Linked DNA regions of Homo sapiens: region 2 is linked to region 1. Evidence: read pairs that join two places in POLR2A ChIA-PET (ENCODE). Cell type or tissue: HepG2. All regions are shown on one strand. Links, peaks and the distances in the headings refer to the core of each region. The heading gives the core; the rest is flanking DNA.

The links. ChIA-PET counts read pairs that join two places held together with the same protein. Peaks named below come from ENCODE experiments on the same cell type or tissue, not always from the same donor. Only the 100,000 strongest peaks of a DNase experiment are listed, where the experiment ranks them.
Region 2: POLR2A ChIA-PET joins it to region 1 with 5 read pairs; 1 of 35 experiments calls an interaction of 5 or more read pairs at or near these places.

Annotation. Positions count from the first base shown.
Region 1 is chr9:94,987,694-94,992,082 of GRCh38, reverse strand. The region is part of intron 11 of AOPEP (aminopeptidase O (putative)); the gene reads right to left. Among named protein-coding and RNA genes, the nearest start is that of AOPEP-AS1, 44 kb to the right of the region's middle. RefSeq lists a silencer at 1,942-2,236. In HepG2, for the core only: no CTCF peak of the experiment used is centred there; DNase peaks (open chromatin) are centred at 762 and 2,012; H3K4me3 peaks cover 469 bases.
Region 2 is chr9:94,897,714-94,902,102 of GRCh38, reverse strand. All of the region lies in intron 5 of AOPEP (aminopeptidase O (putative)), which reads right to left. Among named protein-coding and RNA genes, the nearest start is that of AOPEP-AS1, 46 kb to the left of the region's middle. In HepG2, for the core only: no CTCF peak of the experiment used is centred there; a DNase peak (open chromatin) is centred at 2,082; H3K4me3 peaks cover 1,766 bases.

The DNA of each region.
Region 1 (4,389 bases), core at 286-4,285:
TGGTTGGAAGTGTGCTTGTGAAAGCAAATAAGAGGATATGAAAAATGTACATCAAGATACACTTTTTGTTTAACCATTTACTTTTTCCCATTCGTTTGTTTGTTTGGGTGGCCTGGTATTATGTAATTTAGTTTCCATCTCAAGTGAGGAATGGCTGTATCTTTCCAAATGCAAAGACCTAAACTAATCTCTATATACAATCACATTCACTCACACCAAAAAATATACCAGCTTTTTGATGCAATGGAGCCCAGTATTTCCTATGCAAAATATTCCATCTAGATACATAGGGCTACCGTTTAGAAATATCTAGTGGAAGAGGGGCATGTATATCCATGACACATATTTGTGAAAAGCTCTGGAAAGTGAGGTCCATATCCTGCATCTGTGAAAGAATAGGAACAAACAGCTTCAAGAAAAAGAGGAGTCATTAATGAAAAATCATCACTTCTCAGGGCCCTCTGCCATACTCCTTTATTATCTACTCATAGGTCTTCGTAGAAACTAAGGCAAAGATGGGACCCAAATTACAAAATGCTTTAGTCTGATGGGCTGAAGACTTAGAATCCTGTACTCAAGCCATAGCTCTGCCACTAACTAGTGCTGCGAGCTTGGGCAGATACTACACTTCTCCTGGGGCTCCGCTCCCCCAGTAAGAAGAAGACGCACTGCACTCTAAGACTCATCTGTAGCCTGTGATTCTACAGCAAGCTCAAAGTTGCACAATACCAGAAAAAACTAATATTTAACCATGAAGCAGCAGAGGCCACACAGGAGAAATACCATGCAGGTATTAAATGTATACCTATTTGGTACCACATAATGGCTTCCACAAAAGAGAAGGAAAAAAAGCCCTGACTGTAAAAGTAGCCAGGTGCTCCTGATGGCTTTCCCGGTCAGCAGGGTGCTCTGGCTGCAAGAGCTGGGACAAGCCACTGTGAGCATTGTGCAGGGCCACAGTGGGGGCAGCAGCCTAAAAAGCCCTGGGTGTTGATCTTCTATCAGCATGTGCCATGATGCTGTGCGATGTCAAACAGCCAAGGGGTCATGCTTGTGTATGCAGCCATGTGCACAACTCACTCAACTACTGCTTTGCCGGGCTTTACCTTCCAGGTGTGGGAAGAGTGCAATGTCAATATAAAATAATCTGCTTTTGGCCAGGCGCGGTGGCTCATGCCTATAATCCCAGCACTTTGGGGGGCTGAGGCAGGAGGATCACCTGAGGTCAGGAGTTCGAGACCAGCCTGGCCAACATGGTGAAACCCTGTCTCTACTAAAAATACAAAAAATTAGCCAGGCATGGTGGCACAGACCTGTAGTCCAGCTACTTGGGAGGCTGAGGCAGGAGAATGGCTTGAACCTAGGAGGAGGAGGAGGTTGCAGTGAGCCGAGATCACGCCAGTGCACTCCAGCCTGGGCGACAGTGAAACTCCACCTCAGAAATTAATTAATTAATTAATTAATTAATTAAATTAAATAATCTGCTTTTGACGAAGAGTCTACCAGAGTATGTCTTTAGCCTAATAAAAGAGAAAATGGGGGCAGTTTTTCTTAAAAAGCAGAATCAGTTGTTTTTCTATTGATACAAGGTTTACACTCTAGAGCTGCTATCTTTGTCCTAGTTCTTTGAGTTTGCATTGCTCTTTCTTTCTAAAAAGGTTTCTCTACAAAATAAGGCAGCACTGCAGTGAAATCCTATTACAGGTCCGCTCATTATTAGGGATGCAGTAGTCCTTCCTTCAGTGACTCTTTCTGTGGGCCAATACTTGAAAGCCTGAAAGACAGGTACTGCCCATGTGTCCAAATATGGCTCACCAGACTACACCTTGAGGACAGTCATGCTGGCTCCTTTGCACAATGGGCCAGCTGACTTGTGATTGAGTGGGGCTTAAGGGCAGTCTCCTCCCTCCAAGCGTATTTGTTTTCTTACAGATTTAGCCTCCCAGCGGAACATGGCAAACACAAGACATCAACCTCTACAGTTCTTCGCAGGTCTCAAACTCTGGGGTGGAGACCTGTTGGGCAAAGGTTGGTTTGCAGATGCTTCCACAAACCATGAGCTCATGGGCAGGGTCTGTGCCCTTTCGGCTTTATATGCAAACCACCCAGCGCAATGTTTGGCAAACTGCTTGAACTAATAAACTAAACCACAAAGCCAAATGTTTGGGTTACTTGGCCGGGCGCAGTGGCTCATGCCTGTAATCCCAGCACTTTGGGAGGCCGAGGCGGGCGGATCACAAGGTCAGGAGTTTGAGACCAGCCTGGCCAATATGGTGAAACCCTGTCGCTATAAAAATACAAAAATTAGCCGAGTATGGTGGCTAGTGTCTGTAATCCCAGCTACTCAGGAGGCTGAGGCAGGAGAATCTCTTGATTCGTGGAGGTGGAGGTTGCAGTGAGCTGAGATCACGCCACTGCACTCCAGCCTGGGCAAGAGAGCAAGACTCTGTCTCAAAAAAAAAAAAAAAAAAAAGTTTGGGTTACTCAGGAAGGGTATAAAAATGAAGGATTCTAAGGGTTTAGGTTGTACTTAGAAAAGAAGCTTCTTGGCCAGGCACAGTGGCTCATGCCTGTAATCCCAGCACCTTGGGAGGCCAAGGAAGGCAAATCACGAGGTTAGGAGATCGAGACCATCCTGGCCAACATGGTGAAAGCCCGTCTCTACTAAAAATACAAAAATTAGCTGGGCGCGGTGGCCCACACCTGTAATCCTAGCACTTTGGGAGGCCAAGGTGGGCGGATCTCGAGGTCAGGAGATCAAGACCATCCTCGCTAACACAGTGAAACCCCGTCTCTACTAAAAATACAAAATAATTAGCCAGATGAGGTGGCGGGCACCTGTAGTCTCAGCTACTCGGGAGGCTGAGGTGGGAGAATGGCATGAACCCGGGAGGCAGAGCTTGCAGTGAGCAGAGATCATGCCACTGCACTCCAGCCTGGGTGACAGAGCAAGACTCTGTCTCAAAACAAACAAACAAACAAACAAAAAATAAAAAAATTAGCTGAGTGTGGTGTCGTGCACCTGTAATCCCAGCTACCTGAGAGTTTGCCCCCGCTGAGGCAGGAGAATTGCTTGAACCCAGGAGGCGGAGATTGCAGTGAGTCAAGATTGCGCCACTGCACTTCAGCCTGGGCGACAGACCGAGACTTTGTCTAAAAAAAAAAAAAAAGAAAGGAAAAGAAACTTATTTTGATAGAATATATTTCAGAATATGAGATAATTACGGATTATGTTGACCAGTTCCAGCCGTACCTATGGAGATGCTGACTCAGTAGCAGGTTTGGGCTGGCTCCGGGATCTGCAGTTTTAATCCGCCTCCTACATGATTCTGATGACCAGGTCTCCCTGAGCGCCTTCAACTCAAGCCTGCAGAGCTAGACTTCCAGCAAGAACCCAGCTTGATCCTATTATTAAAACCCACACGTACATGGGCCACTACCAACTGTCTCCATTAGCTGCATTTTTTAAATGCTAGTGGCCTCTGCTTCCTTTTCCTTCTGGTTATCCTTCGATGTTCGAAGGCAGGACTGGGTTATCCTTCATATACCTAGCAAATATTAGCTTTCTCTCTACGGTGTCATACTTTCAATGTGTCTGTTTGCATCTGAGCCAGTTCAGAATTCTTATTCTTTTTACAGGAAAAATGTCTCAAATGCCCTTTATCCCTAATGAGAAAGCCATCCTCATATGCCTTCCTCTGTGCTCACTGAAAAAATGTACGTCTAATCCGAGATTGTGAAAGCTGTGGGCAATCGACTCTCCCTGCCGACTTCCCAACGTCCTTCCCCGTCGTGAGTAGGATTTGGGTGCATCAGCTGCATCACATTGATCTGTGCTTGTTTCTTGTGGCTTCCTACTCATTCCCATGGATATAGGCGTTCCTCAGCCCACTGCATGTCCTCTCTGGATAGACAGACACCATTGGTTATCTAGATACTTAATGCTGTTTTTAGAAGTATCCATGTAAATGAAGAGCTTCTGGACCTGAAAGTTCAGTCAGAAACCAAGGAGCTAAAGTCAGTCTAGCTGTTCCACACCCTCCACTAGACTACCTCTTCCCTGCACAGAGGGGAAAAGCATGGCTTTTTACCCGGGGAGCTGTCTTTCCAGGCAAGGCTGCTGACCCACCTGACCATGTTTATCTAAACATGCTGCTCAAGTCCTGTCACTCCTTGCACAAGCATCAGTGGCTACTCAATCTGCAGGAACTCTCTAGCATCACATTCAAGTCCCTGTGTAATCTGGCTGGGTCCTGCCCCACTAACCATTCCCCCTCACAGATCCTGCCCTCTATGTAAAACAAGCAAGAATTAAACATGTCCCCAACAAGAAAAACAGAAAGGGAAAAGATTACAACCCCAAATCACAATCAAAATGCGTTCACCCAG
Region 2 (4,389 bases), core at 281-4,280, 90 kb after region 1:
GATACTCAAAGTGTGGTCTGTGACCAGGACCAGTGGTCCTGGTCTAGACACCTGGGCTCTTATTACAAATGAAGAATCTTAGCCTCTTCTCAGAACTGCTGAATTGAAATCTGCATTTTAACAAGATCCCCAATTCATTCATATGCACATTAAGGTATTTTATTAGCACTTTTTCTTTTCTTTTCTTTTTTTTTGAGACACAGTCTCACTCTGTCACCCAGGCTGGAGTGCAGTGGCGCGATCTCAGCTCACTGCATCCTCAGTCTCCCAAGTAGCTAAGATTACAGATGTGCTCCACGACGCCCGGCTAATTTTCTGTATTTTTAGTAAGGACGGGGTTTTGCTATGTTGGCCAGGCTGGTCTTGAACTCCTGGCCTCAAGTGCCCACCCACCTCAGCCTTCCAAAGTGCTGGGATTACAGGCATGTGCCACTGCACCCAGCCTTCTCAGCACTTTTCTACGTGAAAAGTTATTATACACATTTTAAGTGAAGGTTGTTGAAGATGCGAGGTGTTTTGTTTTTGTTTTTTCTCTTGTGGCTAGCAAAAGGTATGTGAGATACTGAGAAGCAGCGAGGAGTCCTAAGGACTCAAGGGTTAATCCGACAATCAGGAGAGAAATCCCACATTTAACAAATACTAGATAAACACCGATCATAGGTGGAAACTTGGGCTAGGTGTCAGGGACTTAAGGATGAATGAAGACAGTGCCCATCCTCCCATTTAAAACATGTACTATACTATACTATTAGGTGATTAAAGCCGCTACATTGAAAAAATACATTCTTGCTATGGGGGCTCAGAGGAAGAAGCAATCGATTCTTATTTGAGCAAACTTGAATACTCTATACTTTTTGGCCATTCTTCATTAAAAGCTGAAAGGGCCATAAGTATAAGTCAATTCCACATGAGTCAGAGAAGATTATGAAATTTTGATTTCTTGCTTATTGACAGTAACACATTCTAATTGTTTTGATAATGTCTCCCACCGAACCACTTACTGAAATGATGTTTCATATTACTTATTGAACTTCGCATGAATTACAAATAAAAAGCCAAATGGCAACCACCTTTTAACAGGAAGGAATATTGGAATGGCCAGTTTGCCAGGGTCTGAGAGAAAGTGGGCTGATCCAAGCACAGCATTATTGCAGGAAAGAGTTGAGCAAGTTCTAAAAAAATGGGCCCTTGGAAAGCATTCAACTTACTTGTGAGTCAGATGTGTCTTCACTGCAAAGCTTCGTGATTTTGTTTAAAGTCAGTTCCCAGAATCGCAGATCTATCCAGAACTCAAAGCTAAGTAGAAAACACACTCTAAAGCCAAATATAGATGACATTTGGATTGTCTACATGCCCCACTCTCCTCAAGCAGGGGAAACTGAAAGTTGACTAAGATACAGACATGCAGAGAAAAATGTTTCAAAGAATTATTCATATCGGATCCTGTTCCAAAGATGGTAGTCTGTTTCCCATGAAATCTTCTACTCGAGCACGATGAAACACTTTCCTAATGTCAGATGGGGCAGAGGCAGTGATAAATCAGGAAGAAGAAGATGAGGAGGAGGCAAGAGATTCTCCTGAGAGAGGGGGAAGCATGAGGAATACCCAGAAGGCTAAAGATGGTGAGAAAAACAGCTCTGCACTCACCTCCCGAAGGGCTGAATAATCGCCGGCCTCAGCAGATCATCTACCGAGGAGAATTACTTGACGACCTGGGAAGGATGGTGTTTTGGCCCTGAAACTGTGACCTGAAGAATAGTGCTTACATTAGCAGGCTACTGTGGTCCTCACAATCACCTTGGTGCCATTGAAAGTTTACAGGTTACAATATTCATAAATCACAGAATTTGGTTGCTAGAAGGGTCTTTTACCACTTCCTTTTACCCCCAGTCTCATTTCACAGACAAGAAAACTCAGGCTGAGAGGTTGGCTCACATAGCTAGCTAGTTGGCGGCGGCCAGCAGTCAGTCTGGCCTTCATCCTCTGACCCCCCTGCCCAGTGCTCTTCATATTATAACTGTGGTTTCTAACCTGGGTTCCCCAGACCCCTCCATCTCATTCAAGTCCACAGGAATCCATGAACTATGACTCACAGACTCATAGTTCAGTATTTCAAAAAGTTTACTTGAATCTATATATTTGGCTGGGGGGGAGGGGTCAGGTAACACATTAACCTGCTTGGGGCTAGATTTAACTCAGTAACTCAATAATTCTAATTATAGAGACAGTAAGTTGGGACTCAAGCAACCTACGTCTAAAAATTTTGTAATGCTTATTGAAAAGGGTTGTCTGTACTTTGTTCCAATTTCTTTGTTCTGAGAATTTTATATTTTTGTTTTTGTTTGTTTTTTTTTAGATAGGGTCCCACTCTGACACCTAGGCTGAAGTGCAGTGGTGCGATCATGGCTCACTGCAGCTTCAACATCCTGGGTTCACGCAATCCTCCCACCTCAGCCTCCCAAGTAGCTGGGACTACAGGTGCACACCGCCACGTCTGGCTAATTTGTAAATTTTTTGTAGTGATGGGGTCTCATTTTGTTGCCCAGGCTGGTCTCAAACTCCTGGGCTCAAGTAATTCTCCCATCTTAGCTTCCCAAAGTGCTGGGAATAAAAGTGTGAGCCACCGTGCCTGGCCTTCATAATTTTAATTATTAATAAGCTAACAGTTGCACGGTTAAAAAAAAGTCAATATAAAAAAATAGCAAATGTAACACAGTGAAACCTCGTCTCTACTAAAAAAAAAAAAAAAAAATAGCCGGGCGTGGTGGCGGGCGCCTATAGTCCCAGCTACTCCGGAGGCTGAGGCAGGAGAATGGCGTGAACCCAGGAGGCGGAGCTTGCAGTGAGCCGAGATGGCGCCACTGCACTCCAGCCTGGGCAACAGAGCAAGACTCCCTCTCAAAAAAAAAAAAAAAAAAAAAAAGCAAATGAAGAGGCAAATTATCTTCCCTCCTCCCATCAGTCCTCCACTTGGACTTTTTCTCCTCCAAGGCAACCAGTGTTAAAAAGGTATTACGAATTGCTCCAGAAAATATTTTAAGGTAATAAGGACAAATGCATGATGGACATTGCATTTTGTTTCTTCAGTTGATATTATACCAAGGAGCTTCTCCCACATTTGGTCTACTTAAGTCTTTTTATTTATTTATTTATTTGAGACAGTGCCCAGGCTCGCTCTGTCGCCCAGGCTGGAGTGCAATGGCGTGATCTCGGCTCACTGCAAGCTCCACCTCCCGAGTTCACGCCATTCTCCTGCCTCAGCCTCCTGAGTAGCTGGGACTACAAGCGCCTGCCACCACGCCCTGCTAATTTTTTGTATTTTTAGTAGAGACGCAGTTTCACTGTGTTAGCCAGGATGGTCTCGATCTCCTGACCTCATGATCCACCCGCCTCGGCCTCCCAAAGTGCTGGGATTACAGGCATGAGCCACTGCACCCGGCCTTTTTTTTTTTTTCATTTTATTTTTTATTTTTGAGACAGTCTTGTTCTGTCGCCCAGGCTGGAGTGCAATGGCGCGATCTGGCTCACTGCAAGCTCCACCTCCTGGGTTCAAGCGATTCTCCTGCCTTCAAGCGATTCTCCTGCCTCAGCCTTCCAAGTAGCTGGAATTACAAGTGCCCCACACCTGGCTAATTTTTGTACTTTTAGTAGAGATGAGGTTTCACCATGTTGGCCAGGCTGGTCTCGAACTCCTGACCTCAGGTGATCCGCCTGCCTCAGCCTCCCAAGGTGCTGGGATTACAGACATGAGCCACCACGCCTGGCCAGCTTCATTCTTTTTAAAGGCTGCATAGAATTCCACTGAATGGTGCAGCAGAATGCACATATCCTGGCCCCTCATGAGTTTCCAGAGCTTTGCTTTTACCAGCAATGCTGAAGTAAACATTCTTGCTTATTTAGCCACCTACACTTTGGTGAAATTCCTAGCAGTGGAAGTGCTGAGTCAAAGAGAGCATACTTTTAGGCTGGGCACAGTGGCTCATGCCTGTAATCCCAGCATTTCGGGAGGCTGAGGCAGTTGGATCACCTGAGGACAGGAGTTCTAGACCAGCCTGGCCAACATGGTGAAACCCCATCTTTACTAAAAATACAAAAATCAGCCAGGCATGGTGGTGCGCGCTTGTAATCCCAGCTACTCTGGAGGCTGAGGCAGGAGAATCGCTTGAACCTGGGAGGCAGAGGTTGCAGTGAGCCGAGATAGTGCTATTGCATTCCAGCCTGGGCGACAGAGCAAGTCTCTGTATCCAAAAAAAAAAAAAAAGGCATACTTTTGAAACTTCAGTAAATACTGCAAATGGCCCTCAAAGAAGTCACAACAATTTCTATCCCCACAAAAAAACAAATGAGAATGGCAGTTTCATTTGCCAGCTTTACTAATGAGTTAATTTT